Regions from separate parts of the Homo sapiens genome. Here region 1 is linked to region 2. Evidence: chromatin loops called from intact Hi-C (ENCODE). Cell type or tissue: PC-3. All regions are shown on one strand. Links, peaks and the distances in the headings refer to the core of each region. The heading gives the core; the rest is flanking DNA. Region 1 has its middle 21 kb from the start of SLC16A12. Region 2 has its middle 11 kb from the start of IFIT5.

What was found. Peaks named below come from ENCODE experiments on the same cell type or tissue, not always from the same donor. Only the 100,000 strongest peaks of a DNase experiment are listed, where the experiment ranks them.
Region 1: a loop joins it to region 2, with 8 times the contacts of the local background. A loop is called at or near these places in 108 of 110 quality-filtered maps.

Annotation. Positions count from the first base shown.
Region 1 is chr10:89,552,066-89,560,404 of GRCh38, forward strand. It overlaps a transcript of SLC16A12 not described here. Among named protein-coding and RNA genes, the nearest start is that of SLC16A12, 21 kb to the left of the region's middle. RefSeq lists an enhancer at 6,804-7,328. In PC-3, for the core only: a CTCF peak has its summit at 3,828; DNase peaks (open chromatin) are centred at 1,466 and 2,566; H3K27ac peaks cover 2,461 bases.
Region 2 is chr10:89,421,235-89,429,573 of GRCh38, forward strand. No RefSeq gene overlaps it. Among named protein-coding and RNA genes, the nearest start is that of IFIT5, 11 kb to the left of the region's middle. RefSeq lists an enhancer at 781-1,980. In PC-3, for the core only: CTCF peaks have their summits at 5,204 (motif pointing right) and 5,408; DNase peaks (open chromatin) are centred at 5,207 and 6,557; H3K27ac peaks cover 495 bases.

The sequences.
Region 1 (8,339 bases), core at 53-8,052, 130 kb after region 2:
GCTAGGACTACAGGTGCGTGCCACTACACCTGGCTAATTTTTGTATTTTTAGTAGAGACAGGGTTTCACCATATTGGCCGGGCTGGTCTTGAACTCCTGACCTTTTGATCTTCCCACCTTGGCCTCCCAAAGTCCTGGGATTACAGGCGTGAGCCACTCACGCCTGGCCAAAGAGAGATGTATTAATGTTGATTTGTAAGTACAAAGATATCACAAGAAACAGAAAACAGATTATAAAGCATGTGTTATTAATACTTATTATAGTTATATTAAAGCTTAAATAAATCCCATGTAATCTCATTTAAAAATTATAGGCTTCTGGCCAAGAACATTATGACAATCTATTTTGGAGTTAGGCATCATCTGGAGAGAATCTAGGGTGGTAGCACTGAATTAGATTTGGCTGCTTGCTGACTATGGCACAACAGCACATTGCATTTCTCCATGAATTGAGGTGGACGTGTGAGAGGGGGAAACGTATGGTACTAGGAGGGGTGTGAGTGATTGTGGATGATGAGAATTAGCTCTAAGGTCCCTTCCAATTGCTTCTGGCTCTTCAATTCCAGCTAAGCCAATTCAACTCAACTAAACAGTTATTGAGAGCCTTCTGAGTGCCAGGAAGTAAGTTGGGAGTATGATAATGAACAAAATGGATAATCGGCCCTGCCCTAACAGAATCTGGAGAGAGTAAGTGAGATGCGAACTAAGACTTAGCAAAACCAGATGGTGACATCCGCACTTGGCTTTCCTCTCGGAGTGTCAGTTTTACACCGGAATTAGCCACGTGTAATGAACAATCAAAGAAATGGTACTTTCTTAAATGCTACCAAAATGTTTTTATTCCCAAGTTCCAAAAAATGACCATTGAAATGCATTGGACTCAGAATTTGAAGCCCCAGCTGAATTCTCTTGAATGTACCTCCGTCCCTCTGTCCACTTTGGGAGGCTGAGGTGGGTGGATCACAAGGTCAGGAGTTTGAGACCAGCCTGGCCAATAGGGTGAAACCCCGTCTCTACTCCTTCACCACACCCGCATGCCTATTATGTTTTCTGTGATATTGAATCATTTTTTCTTAATTTAATAGTAAAATCCGTATGCATATCTTTTATTAGATTTGGGAAATAACAGAATGTCTGACTTGCTCAGAATTTCTTGTGGTGTTACCCTGCAGCTGTTTTCCAGTAGACTGTTGTGTTTATAGTTACTTATTCACCTTTGATAGCACCATCTTGTAATCCATTACAGTCAGAGTGGTACATTTTTTGTCTTCTCATTAGCCCCTCTCTGACAATCAACATTTTGCACATTAGGTACTACACTCTTTGTTCATATAAATCACAGGCTATTAAATCATCTCAGCACAAATATTGCCAACTAGCATGACTCATTTCAATACTAAATTGTTTAAAGTTGACAGTAGTTGTCTTAATAGTTCGCAGGCATTTTCTCCACATTTTGTAGCTACTTGATGACTCAATGAAAAGAATGCAGACTTTGTGACAATATTGGACAAGTTGTTAGCTGCTCTGAGTCATTACCTTATCTGTAAAATTAGGCGATTGCATTAGGTTAGGGAGTGAACTGCTCAACAATGGGACAAATTTAATTCTCAGATCAGCTTGGATTGGCCCTCACAGCACTTTGAAAATTATCACAAATTGGCCAGGTGCGGTGGCTCACGCCTGTAATCTCAGCACTTTGGGTGGACCAGGAGGTCAGGAGTTCAAGACCAGCCTGGCCAACACAGTGAAACCCTGTCTCTACTAAAAATACAAAACAATTAGCCAGGCGTGGTGGCAGGTGCCTGTAATCGCAGCTACTTGGGAGGCTGAGGCAGAGAATAGCTTGAACCCGGGAGGCAGAAGTTGCAGTGAGTCAAGATCATGCCACTGCACTCCAGCCTGGGCAACAGAGCGAGACTCCATCTCAAAAAGAAAGAAAGAAAGAGAGAAAGAAAGAGAGAAAGGAAGAAAGAAAGAAAGAAAGAAAGAAAGAAAGAAAGAAAGAAAGAAAGAAAGAAAGAAAGAAAGAAAGAAGGAAGGAAGGAAGGAAGGAAGGAAGGAAGGAAGGAAGGAAGGAAAGAAAGAAAGAAAATGGGAAAGTTCTCAAAAAACTCCAGATTTCTGGCTTCTCTTGAAAAATCAACACCTGACTTCCCTAGAAAAATCTGGCCTCAGAGAGTGCCTGCCTCAGTTGCACATTCTTCTCACATTCACAAATGAGAAGCCAGGAAGGCATAACTAACCCACCTCAATTCCCTTCTGATAGCACCTGAAGACCCTGCTTCTGGTGAAATCTACCAGGAGATTTAAAGGAACCAGATCTAGAGAGGGAAGCTCTTTTAATGGCCGAGAAAACCTTTTGAGGAAACAGGACAGGAGACCTCATCTACATCATCACTTTAGTTGTTGATCATGTTATTATCTTGTGTTGTTTAATATTTATCACAATTTGGGTTGAACAGGTTTGTTTTTTAAAATATTTGAGGTTGTGGGGAGATGGAGGACAAAGTGTTTGCTTTGCCACCTCTGAATCCACCTTTCCCAGAGCTGCTCTTTCTGTTTGTTGACTTTTAGATGACATATGTATGTGTGTGTTGTGGGGAAACGGTCTTACTTTTGGTTGTTAGAGAGAGAGAAAGAAGAAAACTGTAGCCTGAGCTGATGAGATGGGAGCAACCTTTACATTGGATACCTGCTCTTTGCTCAACAGCAGGCCCCAGCTGGCCTACTTTACTTATTTATGTTAGCTATCTGGCCCCTCTAGCCCTCTAGCCATCTGAATTTCCACTAGATAATGTCTAAGTCCCCTTTCATCTTCATAAAGCTAAACATTTCTAAGATAATATTCCAAGGGTGTTGAGGCTCCGCAAGCAGGTATTTTCCTACCCCTGTCCTGGCAGAATATCCCCCAGTAGAAACACTGGTTGTCCATACCTAACCCTTGTCTGTCTTCCTCACTTAAATTTCTAGCACCCAGATAAGCCCCTAGCACCTAGAAAGCATCCAGTAAATATTTGTAGAATGAAGTCTTCAGGATTAGCAATTACCTTTGGAAAGGGCCCATCGTGATTAACAAAGCAAATTAGTATTTAAGAGGACACAATATCTTCTTTTTTTTTTCAAGATAGTGGATCTTGCTATATTGCTGAGGCTGAACTCAAATTCTTGGGCTCAAGCAATCCTCCTGCTACTCAACCTGTTGAGTAGCAGGCACTACAGGCACGCAGGCACAGTTACCTACAATATAATTTTGTCTTATGTTACCCAATAGACAGGGATAATGAGCTTAAATTGCATTGGTTTAAATGTTTTGTTGTTTAAACTTTCTATTAACACGTGCTGGGTACAAACACAGTTAGGCTTTTGGGTTTCATGTTTATTTCTACAGAAAGGATAATATATATATGTGTATATATACGTATATATACGTATATACGTATATATATGTATATATGTGTATATATACGTATGTATGTATATACGTATATATACATATACGTATATGTATATGTATATATGTATATATACACATATATACATATATATACAGATATGTATATATACACATATATACATATATATACAGATATGTATATATACACATATATACGTATATACACACATATATACATATATATATATATATATATATTCCATGCAGTAGGGAAGAAGAAAGAGTAAGACTGAGCCTGCTTTCCTAAGACTACATTTAAATAATGCACTTCCAGAAAAATCAAGTTTCTGAATTGAACCAGTGTGAGGACAGGTGGGAGAACACTACTCCCTTGTGTTTACTATTGGAACTTACATTACCTCTGCATGCTGATGATCTGTGATGCGGTCACGGCTTACAGCGCACCCTGCACTCTGGTATGGGCTAGTGAGGCAACAACGAGCAAAACAGGCAGGGCTCCTGCAATCTCAGGAGATAAAACAGCCATCAGTTAAATTATCAAACACAGAATTTCAAGCTGCAGTAACTTGGAGGAAAAAATTTAGTGCTTTGAAAATTATTCAGCTTTATCTCTGGCCTCCCAAGATGGTCAGCATCACATAGATCAATGTATTGACAGCTTTCTACCCAGGCACTGTGCTAAGCACTTTTTATGCTTCCTCGCTTTCAATTCATGCTCTCAAAAGCTATGGGTGGGTACTCCATTGATAAATAATTTGCAGAAGATCACACAGCTAGTAGGTGAGGGAACTGTGTGACTCAACCACTCCTGACCACTTTACTAACTGAAACAAAAAGGGGGGAAGAAAACGACTGCAATATTATTATACATATCTCTATCTCTATCTATCAATCTATCTCTCTATCTCTCTGTCTGTTTGTCTATCTAGGTTATCCACGGTTCCTAGCTCATGACTCCCATAGCCCTTGTTACAATGTTAGGGTGCTTTAGGCTTCAGAAGCAGGCCTCAGAAAACAGAATTTCTTTTTTTCTCTCTTACCTTTTCTGCCCTCCTTTCACCTATTTCTTTCTCTCCCCAAGGCAGGAACTTTTTCCTGGTTTCTGGAGCTGGTTTCTGACCTACCTTGTCTGATCATAGGTCAGAACACCTCCATTTCAGAAGGGTTCCTGCCCCATACCATGGAGGAAGGCATGGTGCACAGAGAGACCAAGAAGAATCTGAACAGACAGTCCCTGCTGGGTTACCCCACTCAGTCTGTTAGTATTAGATCATACCCTTTGTCCAATCGCATTTTAACAGGTTGTCCATTTTCAGTCATGCCTATCCAATGAGGTCTCCATAAAGACCCAAGAGGACAGGGTTTGGAGAGCTTCCAGGGAGCTGAACAAATAGAAGTTCCTGACTGGTGGTTTATCAAGGCTGCCTCTCTTCTCCCATACCTTGCCTTATGCATCTCTTCATCTGAATCCTTCATATCCTTTATACTAAACCTGCAAATGTAAGTAAGTCTTTTCCTGCATTTTGTGAGCCACTCTAGCAAATTAACTTAACTCAACGAGAGGTTTCATAGAAACCCCAACTTGAAGCTGATTGGTCAGAAGTTCTGGAGGCTGGAACTTTCAACTGGTGGGAGGAGGGGATGGTCTTGGGGATTGAGCCCTCAATCTGTGGGATCTGATGTTATCTCCAGGTGGATACTGTCAGAACTGAATTGGAAGATACCCAGCTGATGTCCACTGCAGAAATGATTGCTTCTTGGTGTGTGGGAAGAAACTCACACATATTTGGTCACAGACGTCTTCTGTGATGATGTTGTGAGTGAGAGAATAGAAAAAAAGGCTGAGGTGGGTTTTCCCAAAAATAACAACCTACAATACTATAGCAGTGTTTCTTAAATATGAGGAATGTGTGAATAAAAAATAAAGAATTTATTTTAGATTTCGCTATCATCACCTCCTACGGTCAACTTAAATTATTTTGATCATAATGCTTGCTGCTTAAGCATGTATAAGAAGGTTAGGTATGAACTCTGAATGTTTTTAGCTCTTACAACAGCAACAAAAAGATAGAAGTTAAATATGAATAGAACTATCATTCAACAAAATGTTTCATAATAAATTCAAATTAACAGCAATGACGTGATATACTCATTTAAAAATAAGTCTATATGAGTTGCCCACTGTATGTTAGGCCCTGTTCCCATCAAGAGTATGCAATGGCAGAGACAGACAACAAGTAAATAAGGAGTGAAATACACTATGTGTCAGTTGGAGATAAGTGCTATGGGGAAACACAGCAGGGACTGGGAGAGGGACAAGGCAGTGTGATTAAGAGTGTGGTCCGGGGCCGGGCGCAGTGGCTCACCTCTGTAACCCCAGCGCTTCGGGAGGCCAAGGCAGGCAGATTACCTGAGGCCAGGAGTTCGAGACCAGCCTGGAAAACATGGTGAAACCCCATCTCTACTAAAAATACAAAAATTAGCTGGGTGTGGTGGCACATGCCTGTAGTCCCATCTACTCGGGAGGCTGAGGCAGGAGACTCGCTTGAACTAGGGAGGTGGAGGTTGCAGTGAGCTGAGATCATACCACTGCACTCCAGCCTGGGTGACAGGGCGTGACTCCACCTCAAAAAAAAAAAAAAAAAGAATGTAGTCCACGGCCAGGCACAGTGGCTCATGCCTGTAATCCCAGCACTTTGGGAGGCTGAGGCAAGCGGATCACTTGAGGTCAGGAGTTTGAAACCAGTCTGGCCAACATGGTGAAACCTCATCTCTACGAAAAATCCAAAAATTAGCTGGGCATGGTGGCAGGCGCCTGTAATCCCAGCTACTCAGGAGGCTGGGCAGGAGAATCGCTTGAATTTTGGAGGCAGAGGTTGCAGTGAGCTGAGATTGTGCCACTGCACTCCAGCCTGGGCGACAGAGCGAGACTCTGTCTCAAAAAAAAAAAAAAAATAGTGTGTGGTCCGGGTCGTGGCATTCACGCAGCAACCTGAAGGAGGCAGGGGAGTGTGGCTGTGGTCATCTGGAGGGAAAGCACGGAAAAGGAGAAAGGGGCAAAATGAAGGCACCCTGAGTTTGGAGTGTGCTTGGTATACTTGAGGAAACACAAGGAGGCTGATGCGACTGGAACAGATGAACTAGGGCAGAAGTTCAAATTCTACTCAAAAAAAGAAGTGGAATTAGAGCAAGGGCAACAGCTAACCCAGATAATGATGTCTGCTGAAACTATCTCTTGGGGTCGTCTCCTACAGCTGCCCAAGGCAATGTTACTCCCTATTACACCGCTCAGTTGCGGTGTCCTTTATCTCGTGTGGTGAAAATTAGCGACGTGGACACACGTGGAGTGGATTAAGGGGTAGAAAGTTTAATAGGCAAGAAAGGAGAGAATAGCTCCCCGTACAGAGGGAGGAGGGCTCTGAACCGAAAACCCGCGTGCAGAGGAAAGCAGTGGTTTATATTGGGAGGCTGGAGGAGGTGGTGTCTAATTAGCATAGGGCACAGGGGATTGGTTTAACCACGTGTGTCATTCAGGTAGCCCCCCCAAAAAAACTGGCCCTCCCACCCTAGCCTTTTATTATGCAAATGCGGCTACCTGGCTGGTCGCCATGACACCTGTACACGTGGCAACAAAGAAAAAGTAGCAGGAACCGCCATATTGGCTGGACCTGACTCTTAACCATCTGCATTTGCATATCAATACTTGCAGGTCTGGTTTTTCAGGCTGCTTTCTGTTAGATAATAAATATTTGGGGGACCGCTTTTTTATTAAACGAAAAAGACTTACTGAGGACTCTTTTACCCTCTCTAGCTGCCTAAAATAATTTCTTAATAACTCCTGTAATACCTACATATAGAACCTTTTACAGTTCTCCAAATAGATTGTGTTCTTCACCCTTCCACGCCATCTCTGTCTACCTAAGCGGACTCCTTTTATACTTCAAGTCAAGCTTAATTATGGCCTTCTCTGGAAAACTGCCCCCCATCCTGATTAGACAAGCATGCCCTCGTAGCACCTTGTCACCCTATGCACAACCCTATCCTAGTGTCTATTGCATTGCATTGTAGCTGGTGCTTTACTTCTCTACCTTGCCCACCAGACAGCAAGCCTCTTGAGGACAAGAAAGCTTTTTCTTTCTGTCTCGGTATCCATAGTACTTAAATACTTATATAGACACAACAGATAATTAGGAAATGTTTACTGAATGAATAAATAGCATTGGCAATCACTCATAAAAACGCCAAGTCAGATTTTAGTACCCCCTTAGCATACTTGCACATGATACCTACTAGCAATCCTGAAGGGTCACTAGATGCCAGGCAATGCACTGAATTAGGCGGTTGTTGGTTACTATTCATTATCTTCCAACAACCCTACAAATTAGATGTTATTATTCCCATCTTTAAATGTAAGAAAAATAAAATTGGGCAGGTTAAATAGCATATGTCACCACCTAGACCCAGGATTTTAATTTAGTCTCTCTAAATCCCAAACTACACCAAGCTGTAAGTCAGAAAAATGTAAATGAGGAACAGCTTATGGTACACTTAAAAAAATTATTTGATAAAAATCTGTTAGAGATTTACAGAAAACTTTTCACACTGTATTTACATTGCTTGACTTCATTATGGATTTTCAAGGAAGAATGATTGAAGGCCAACTCAATCATTCAGCCACAGTGAAGAGTTTGGCATAATTTGAAACAAAGGAATACATATGGGAAGCATCTAGAACTGAGTGAAATGGTGGCAAAGAAGACATGGACCTATACAAATATTACTAATTGGGAAAACACTTATAAACCACTGTAGGGTTTCTACATTGTTGAATGCTATCCCAATTTTTTAATACATGACATAGAACAATATTTACATACATGTACACTGAAAATAGATCCAAAGGGTATAAAACAAAATGTTT
Region 2 (8,339 bases), core at 244-8,243:
CCTCTCCAAATCTTGAAGGTGCTCTTGGAAACTACTTCATTCAGCACTAAAGGTACGCTCCCTGACTCACAAAAGCTGAGAAAAGCCCTTTCAACAAATGATAAATCAGCTGGCAGAAAAACTGGTTTCCCAGTCATGGAGCTCTTAAAGATATTTGCTTCCTCTCTGGGTGCAGAAATAGTCTTACCTGTTGATCACATGCTATCAGCCAGTTTCAAAAGCAATATAAGCTGTTACTATTCCTTTCTAGATTGAGTCAACGATGCCGATTACTTCAGTTCAGGAACAACCTTGTAGACAACACAGAACTTTAAAATCAGGAGGACCTTGAGAAAATCCCTACTCCAACCAACTTTATTGATATGAAGATTGAGACCAGGACTGGTGATATGACTTAAGGTTTCACAACTAATTTGTGGACCATAATTTCTTTCTCCTGGCTGCTGGTTCAGTAGCACTCATGCCCATTTTACAGTTTCTACCGATAATCATTTGTTGGAGGCAACAAACTCCATTTGTTGGAGTCTGTCAAACTCAATTGACAGAGTTTATCTGGCCATGATGTGACTATGCTTATGTGACATCACCTACAACACAGGCAGGCCCAAGGATAGTCCCTTTATGGAATATGTTCATTACTGAGATTAAGGAACATGACAGACCTATAAAACAATGTGGCATGTTTTTATATAATTGGTGAATTACAAGAAATGAAAATCCATTTGGCCTTGACAATTAGAACAGTCTCCTTTGAGTAGTTCAAGTGTAATAACATTGTAACCCTAATGTGGTAGCAATGAGAAGCACCTCTCAGATCTCTAGCTACAAGGATTATAATTGTCTGAAGGTCCCATCTCTACACATTGAAATCTATCACTACATTTACACTGAGGCCATGCTTCCCAGTGTGGCAAGGTTACTAAGTCATGTCCTCTCCTGAGAGATGCAGTACTCCTCTGATGAGCAATTTAAACTCAAGGACTCCCCACCAGCCTTGCCAAATATTCCTTAAAACAATACTGTAATCTAAGATGTTTTTACCCAACTTTTATTCCTTCTGTCTCTCCTACATATGGGGTCAGACCTGCATCACAGTTGGATGGCTCTCCCAGCCTCTGTCTGCTCTCTTCCCGTTTTTTCTCAGAGGTGTTTCCATTACATTTCTTGCATGTTCAACATCCCATCTTGGATCAAACTGACACATCTAGTGAAAGAAATTTAATTAGAGGACTCTAATTGGCAGTAGGTGAATAATGTTTACATAATATAAATGTCATTTATTGTTCTTCAACTTTCTGGATGAGTAATTATGATTAAAGAACAAAACATGGCTGGATGTGGTGACGCATGCCTGTAATCCCAGCACTTTGTGAGGCTAAGGCGGACAGGTTGCTTGAGGCAGGAGTTCAAGACCAGTCTGGCCGACATGGCAAAACCCCATCTCTACTAAAATTACAAAACTTAGGTAGGCATGGTGGCACCTACCTGTAATCCCAGCTACTTGGGAGGCTGAGGCACATGAATCACTTGAACCCAAGAGGCAGAGGTTGCAGTGAGCCAAGATCACATCATTGCACTCCTCCAACCTGGGCGACAAGAGTGAGACTCTGTCTAATAAATAAAGAAATAAATCTTTCCAATGTTATAATATTTGATTTGGAAAAGAGAATGGGGAAGAGAGGTAAGGGAAATTGTCTTAGTTTCTGGTGTGCCGCTATAATAGAATACCTAAGACTGAGTAATTTTAACAAGCAGAAATTTATTTCTCACAGTTCTGGAGACTGGAAGTTCAAGATCAAGGAGCTGGCAGGTTTGGTGTCTGGTGAGGGCCTGGTCTCTGCTTCCAAGATGTCACCTTGAATGCTGCACCCTCTGGAAGGGAGGAACTCTGTTCCTCACATGGCAGAAGAGCAGAAGAGAGCAAGAACTCACTCCTGCAAGCCCTTTTCATAAGACCATTAGTCTAGTCATGTGGGCAGAGCCCTCAGGAACATCTCTCCTTAGGCCTCACCTCTCAATACTGTTGCATTGGAGATTAAGCTTCCAATCTATGAATTTGGAGGAGACAAAAACATTCAAACCATAGCAGAAGAATAGAGACTCAAAAGATACAGTTAAGGTTTTATGGAGTAAGAATTAAATATGTTAGTATAACTTATAAAACAAATTAAGTAAAAATTGAGTTGTGGGATGAGAAGAGTTCTTTAAATTCAGTTAATTAAATCCTAACAACATAGCAGAAAACCAATAGATAAAGTCTATATTAAACAGATCAAAAAATAACATTATAAAACGTACCATCACAGATTGGGATAGCCCCTTCTCACAAAACTAACTTTCTTCCTCTTTCTATCCCTTCAGAACAACATAGCAAGTGTATATTTAAAACAAGTTTATCACTTAGCTTTCTGCTCATACATCCCCTCTCTTTCTGCTTGTACATCCCCTTTTCTCCCAGGACTCCAGCCTCCGCATTCCTCTCTACTTCTCTTCTGAGCCAAAGTTCCCTGCCTCACTGGGATGTGGTTTCTTCTTCTTTAGCTTTCTCTTTTCCTAAGATCAAGCCACACACACTGGATCCCACCCCAAACACAACTACCCCCTTCTTCGGAAACTTCATATTTACTAAGTTGAATTTGTTCATTCAACATTTTGTATTTCACTTTGAGGAATAAAACAGCATCTAATTACTAGAAATGTACTAGAAATGCCATGTATATATTCCCAAAACTGTCTGAACTGAGGGGTTCCTCTGTAAGTGATGAACTGGATTTCTCAATACCTCCTTTCATGATGGCACCTAGCTGAGTAACTAAAGAAATAATGAAGGTGACATGAATAAGCTTTGGGAAAGCCATGCCTCAATGGGAGCACACAGGTGCCTCACAGACAACAAACTCTGAAGGGCAAGCATAGACTGAGGCCACTTGGATTGAACACTTAACATAGAACACTAGCGTTCTTGACTCCGGTGATGCAATGATAGTTATAGCTAACTCTTACATAGTACACAATATCTGCCGGGTGCTGTTCTAAGTGCAGGGCATGTAGTAATCTTGTAAAATCCTTACAAACCCCCCTAAAATAGGCATTTTTATTCTTTCCTTTCGCACATGAGTAATTAGGATTTAGACACATTAAGCAAGCCCAAGGTCGCATACCTAATAAGAGGTGGGAAAAGGATTCAAACTCTGGGTGTCTGGTTCTAGAATCTAGCACTTAACTACTATATAATACTTTCTAAATAGTCTTAAAATTTGGAATGAAGGATATGGGAAGATAGGACCAAATCTTTACAGACCAGAGGAGAGAGATTCTAGAGGATCACACCAAGCCCACATTCTACAATCATAGGTCACCAGACACTATTGTACACAGAACCCCGAAATTCCCTGGAAGGAACTAGGAAAGGGAACTATTTATGTACATTAGCTGCCTCTTGATGCTGGGATTAAAAGCTGTTCTGAAACCTCAGGGAGAATGACCTAAGAAACTGACGGACTCCATCTAAGTGAGGGTTTGTTTCCAGAATTGGATTTTGGAATTCAAAGATTTGGAATAAATTCCTCAAAAAAAGGAAGCCACATATTTTGGAAGACTGAAGAACCAGTAAACAATTAGAAGCCAGAACACGTACCCAGTCCTTTGTCCTTGGAAGGAAGGATATATCCCTTGTGCACACACCAACCAGCATCAGACCCTCACCCAGTGTGGAGAGCAAAATAAGAAGGCAAGGAGATAGTTTGATATGGCCATTCCACAATGTATACATATTTTAAAACATCATGTTGTACATGATAAATATACATGATTTTTATTTGTCAATTTAAAAAGGAAAGGGAAGGGGCGGGGAGGGGATGGGGAGGGGTGGAGGGCGCTGGAACACGTGTAACAACTAGGGCTGGGGTCACCTGCGCTTTAACATCCCCTGAGTTTGCCTTGAGCCTCCAGGCCATGGACTTTGGAATGTGGCTGCGAGTCCCTAATTCTATTAAATATTAATTTTGTTCAAGAGTAACTTCATCTCTCTTCACATGCTTTTCCTTTCCATACCACATCAACTCCAGCAAATCTCACCAAAGCAAACAAACAACAACAAATATAAAAACCAAAACACCAAAACTAAAATCACTTACAGGTCATTTCTATATAAAAACCCTTTATTGAGAAGATCTTAGGAGACAGAAGAATCTACAACTTTAAAGTTAATATTAGGTAATCTCTGTTTTTCAGAAAGAAAAAGGGAGAGAAGTGAGAGGGAGGGATATTGGGAGAGGGGAGACAGGAAACAAAAAAGAGGAATGGAGGGAGCAAAGAAAGAAGAAAAGAAGGAAAGATCCCCAACCATTTATTGATATGCCTGCCTCTTTCTGTGATTCTGAGCTTTGCCTGTTTCCCTGTGTCTCTTCTCCCTTCAAAACCGTTCCTCCATTTTTCTTAAACAGAGCAATTCAGTTCTAACTCTTATCCTCATACTCAGTCACAAACCCAACTATGAGTTGCTTAGTTCTTAGTTCTACATAAGAACTTTCATTTTAACATGATCCACTCTCCTTTGAAAGCAATTTCAGTTATAAATAAATAGAATCCCCACGATTTCACATGCACTACACATTTAAAGTAAATTTAATCACTTTGTCATATTTGCTGTACAGTATAATCCGATATTTTATGTTTTCAAATTGACATGGAATCCATTCTTCTGTATCATTTGGTTTCAACATTTTCTAACATTTGGCTTCTGGTATAACTTTGAGATTCTGTGTCTCACACTTTAACTCCTTTATCAACTCACATCAAATAAATTAACACATTAGTAGGGGTCACAGTGGGAACAAGAATGGAAGGCTGACAATCTGGGTTCCAGAGAAAGGCAGAGGACTTCAAATTTTTTTTACGTTATGTTTTACCAATGGCTATCCCTAGTCAAGCCAGTCAAAATCATCATTCATATTAACTTTGATACTCTATGTTACAGAACTGATATAGGTAACCAAAAGCTGAAAACTGCAACACAGCATCTTTATCCCCGTGTTTATACTTGCAAGAGGAACAGGATAAATGTGGGATGGGTAACGAGCAAGGGGGAGTTGGAAGAGGAGGAAACAATGACAAACTTTAATGTTTGTGCCTTTAAGGTAGGCCTTGGGGAGTTGAACAATTGGAGATTCCCCTACTCCTGGGAAGTGTTCTTGCTAATTCCAGCAGATGGCAGTGCTGCATAATATGTCAATTTTAAAACTCTTTTCTGTGCTTAAGGATCCAAACTTTGGATCCTTAAGAAGAGAATGACACTCTTTACAGTTGAGAGATGAATATTGAATTATAACCCCATGCCCTGAAAATCCCTGCTTTGTACTTAAAGAAGGCAACTGCAATCCCCAAAAGTCCCAGACACCTTTATGGACCCGTCATCGGAACATTTATGTCCACGTGTGCTTGGTTCTGCACTGGCCTGAGATGCCTGCTGGAACCTCAAGGAGCCACACAAAGCAGCTGCCTCACATCTCTTTCCCTCACTCCCAGCCTCTTGCCCTGAAAAAAGTAAGGGCTGATTCCAATCTGTTCAATCCTGTCTTCAAATTCCCCAGAATCAAATTTCTTCAACCCATAATGAATTCTTCCTCTCCTAACCCTCAAAGTACTACACATGCCCTTAGCCTCAGGTCAACATTTAATAACTTCTTGGTGTTGTTCTAACCTGAGTTGGTTTCAATTTACCAATTAGGTAGTAAATTTGAGATCATGGAGGGGGTCCTATGTGTATTTTTAATTCTCCACCATATGTAACATGGTTCCAGATTCCAAAGAGGTGCTTGATAAATAGTTGGTTGATTAACTCCTTTCACCATCTCTTAAAAATGTCTGCCAGCATACTGTCTAATTTTCAATAATGCTTTATGAGTTAGGGGCAGCCATAGGTCTGGTCAGGACAAAGATTTCAGTCAGAAACATCTTCTGCACCTAGCAAAACCCTGGCATAAATATTTTGTGTAAAAGCAGTTTGTGTGGTGCCTGTAATTGAAACCCTGTCTTTTCAGGTTTGGGGCAGGTGCAATCCACATTTTCCCAACGTTCCAGGGCTCCCTTGTGTGAACAGTTCCTCTTCCCTTGGGTTTCCGTTCATTTGTGCACAACAGCTATTTAATTAAGCCTGTCTGGGTTGAACACAGTAGTATCATTTTTTACATTCAGGCCTCAATCCAAAGTTTGTTATTTAATATCTTTTGATCAACTCTTTACTTTGCCACTTTTATTCCCTTTCCAAAACCTGCTCCATAATGGTCAATGCTCCAGAGCTTCTACTGTTTTTGTGACACTTCTAACAAGGTGTCCTATTTTGACACACCAAATTAGGAACATCTAATGTATCCTGTCTGTTCTGGGTACAAGAGCAATTTGCACCCAAACAAACCTGCACCCCAACCCTTCAATCCGCCCCACCCTCGCTAATGTTACAATTCTCCTTAGCAGTTTTTTCATTTATTTGTTCTTTACACTCATTTATTCATTGACCAAGTATTCATTGAATGCCTACTCTGGGTCAGGCACTGCTCTAAATAGTGAATGAGTCAGTATGATCCGTATCCTCAGAAAGCCTGTGGTTTTGTGGAGCAGATGAAATTTAAAAATAAAAACACACATCAATATATATGATCATAACTAAAAGATGTTCTTTGAAGGAAAATAATAGAATGCTATGAGCATGAAGAATGTGGGTGGTAGTGGCGGGGGAGGGATGTATAATTTAGATAAGGGCAGTGGTTAAAGATGGACTCTCTAGGGCAGTGACATTTAAACTGAGACCCAAAATATGAGAAGAGAGTGATCACAGGGATCAACATATGCAAAATGCCCCAGGGTCAGGGGTATAAAGGGGAGGCTTGGTACTTGAAGGAACTGATAGAAAAACTGGGCGCTAGATTGTAGTAGAAGATGGGGGATGTAGCCTAACGTCAGGAACTACACCCTGTGAGACTTCGTAGGTCCAGTGTGGGCACTGAATGCTCACACCAGCCCTGTCAGTTCTGCGATTCTGAAAAAGGCTTTGCTCTTCCCTGTTTGAGCTTTAGAAAGCTGTTTGAGCTGTTTGCTCTTCCCTGTTTGAGCTTAGGGTCAGAAATCTGGATTCATCCACCTGCACGTGGGCCGGAACCTCAGGTAACCACACAGAAGCTGCCCCCCAACCTTTCTCCCACTCCCGAACTCTTCCCTACCTTGACCTATACCCACACCTTGCTCTGCCCACAGTTGCAAAAATAAGCTATCCAAGAATGAACATAGGTCTTCATCTTTCGTAGGACAAGGTCCTTGAACTCTTCCATCATTACACTGGTCAGTGGGAAAAGGCCTAACTTGTCATCACAAAAGAAACATATTTATGGAAAAATGTGAAAAGGGCTGCATTTGAAATGCTAATTCTAAAGCCTTTTAGTGCCAACTCAACTCAAAAATAAACTGCTTTTTACTTAATTCTAGACCAATCTTAGGTCCCAGATCCCTCAAAAAGACCTCTGACCCTTAAACAATTAAGAGCAATAATGAGAGTAATAATGATCACTCTCATCTAAACCTCAAAATCCCTTTTCATTGGTTTGACTCTCTTGGGTCAGGAGAGAAAAAAAAAAAAAGCCTCTTTTAACTTATTTAATACAGCCCTGGGCCTCAGGTAGATAGATCCTTAGGGGCTGGGGAGAAAAGGAGAAAATTTTAATCTTCAATTGAGACACTCAAAGCCCATATCAAGAAAGGAGCCCCAATCAGCTTTGTAAGTAATGATGTGGCTCATTAATAGGTGATACTAACCACACATGTCCCCGTTAGCAGGAACAAATTATTCTTGCCAAGTTCAGGCATTCCCTGGCAGCTGAAGGAAACATGAGCTGCCCACATGTTAATATACTTCAAATTGCTTCTCAAGGGAGAGGATAATGGGTAGATAATTGTAGATGTGGGGGGATAGGTACCTCAAGTTCTTTACACTATTCATTCTACTTTTGTATATGTTTGAAAAGTACCATCATGTTTTGTCTTAAATGTCAGTCCTTTTATCATTATTTATATCTTCCCACTCCCCAACCAAATAGTTTTCCGTGCTATGGGACAAAACCTCAGTTATCTGTCATTGGTAGCTACGCTGGCAACAGATATAAAAATCTATTGCTTGACGGAGTTAAAAAAAAAAACAAAAAAAAAACTTTTTTTTTTTTTTACTCAAACTTTCAAGTGTGAGAAAAGAAACTCAGATATCCACCCTGAATTTGTACTATTTCATTTCAGTAAACAATTTCAGAATTAGACCTACTGGGACCAGGAAGGGGAGTGTCAAATAGACATTA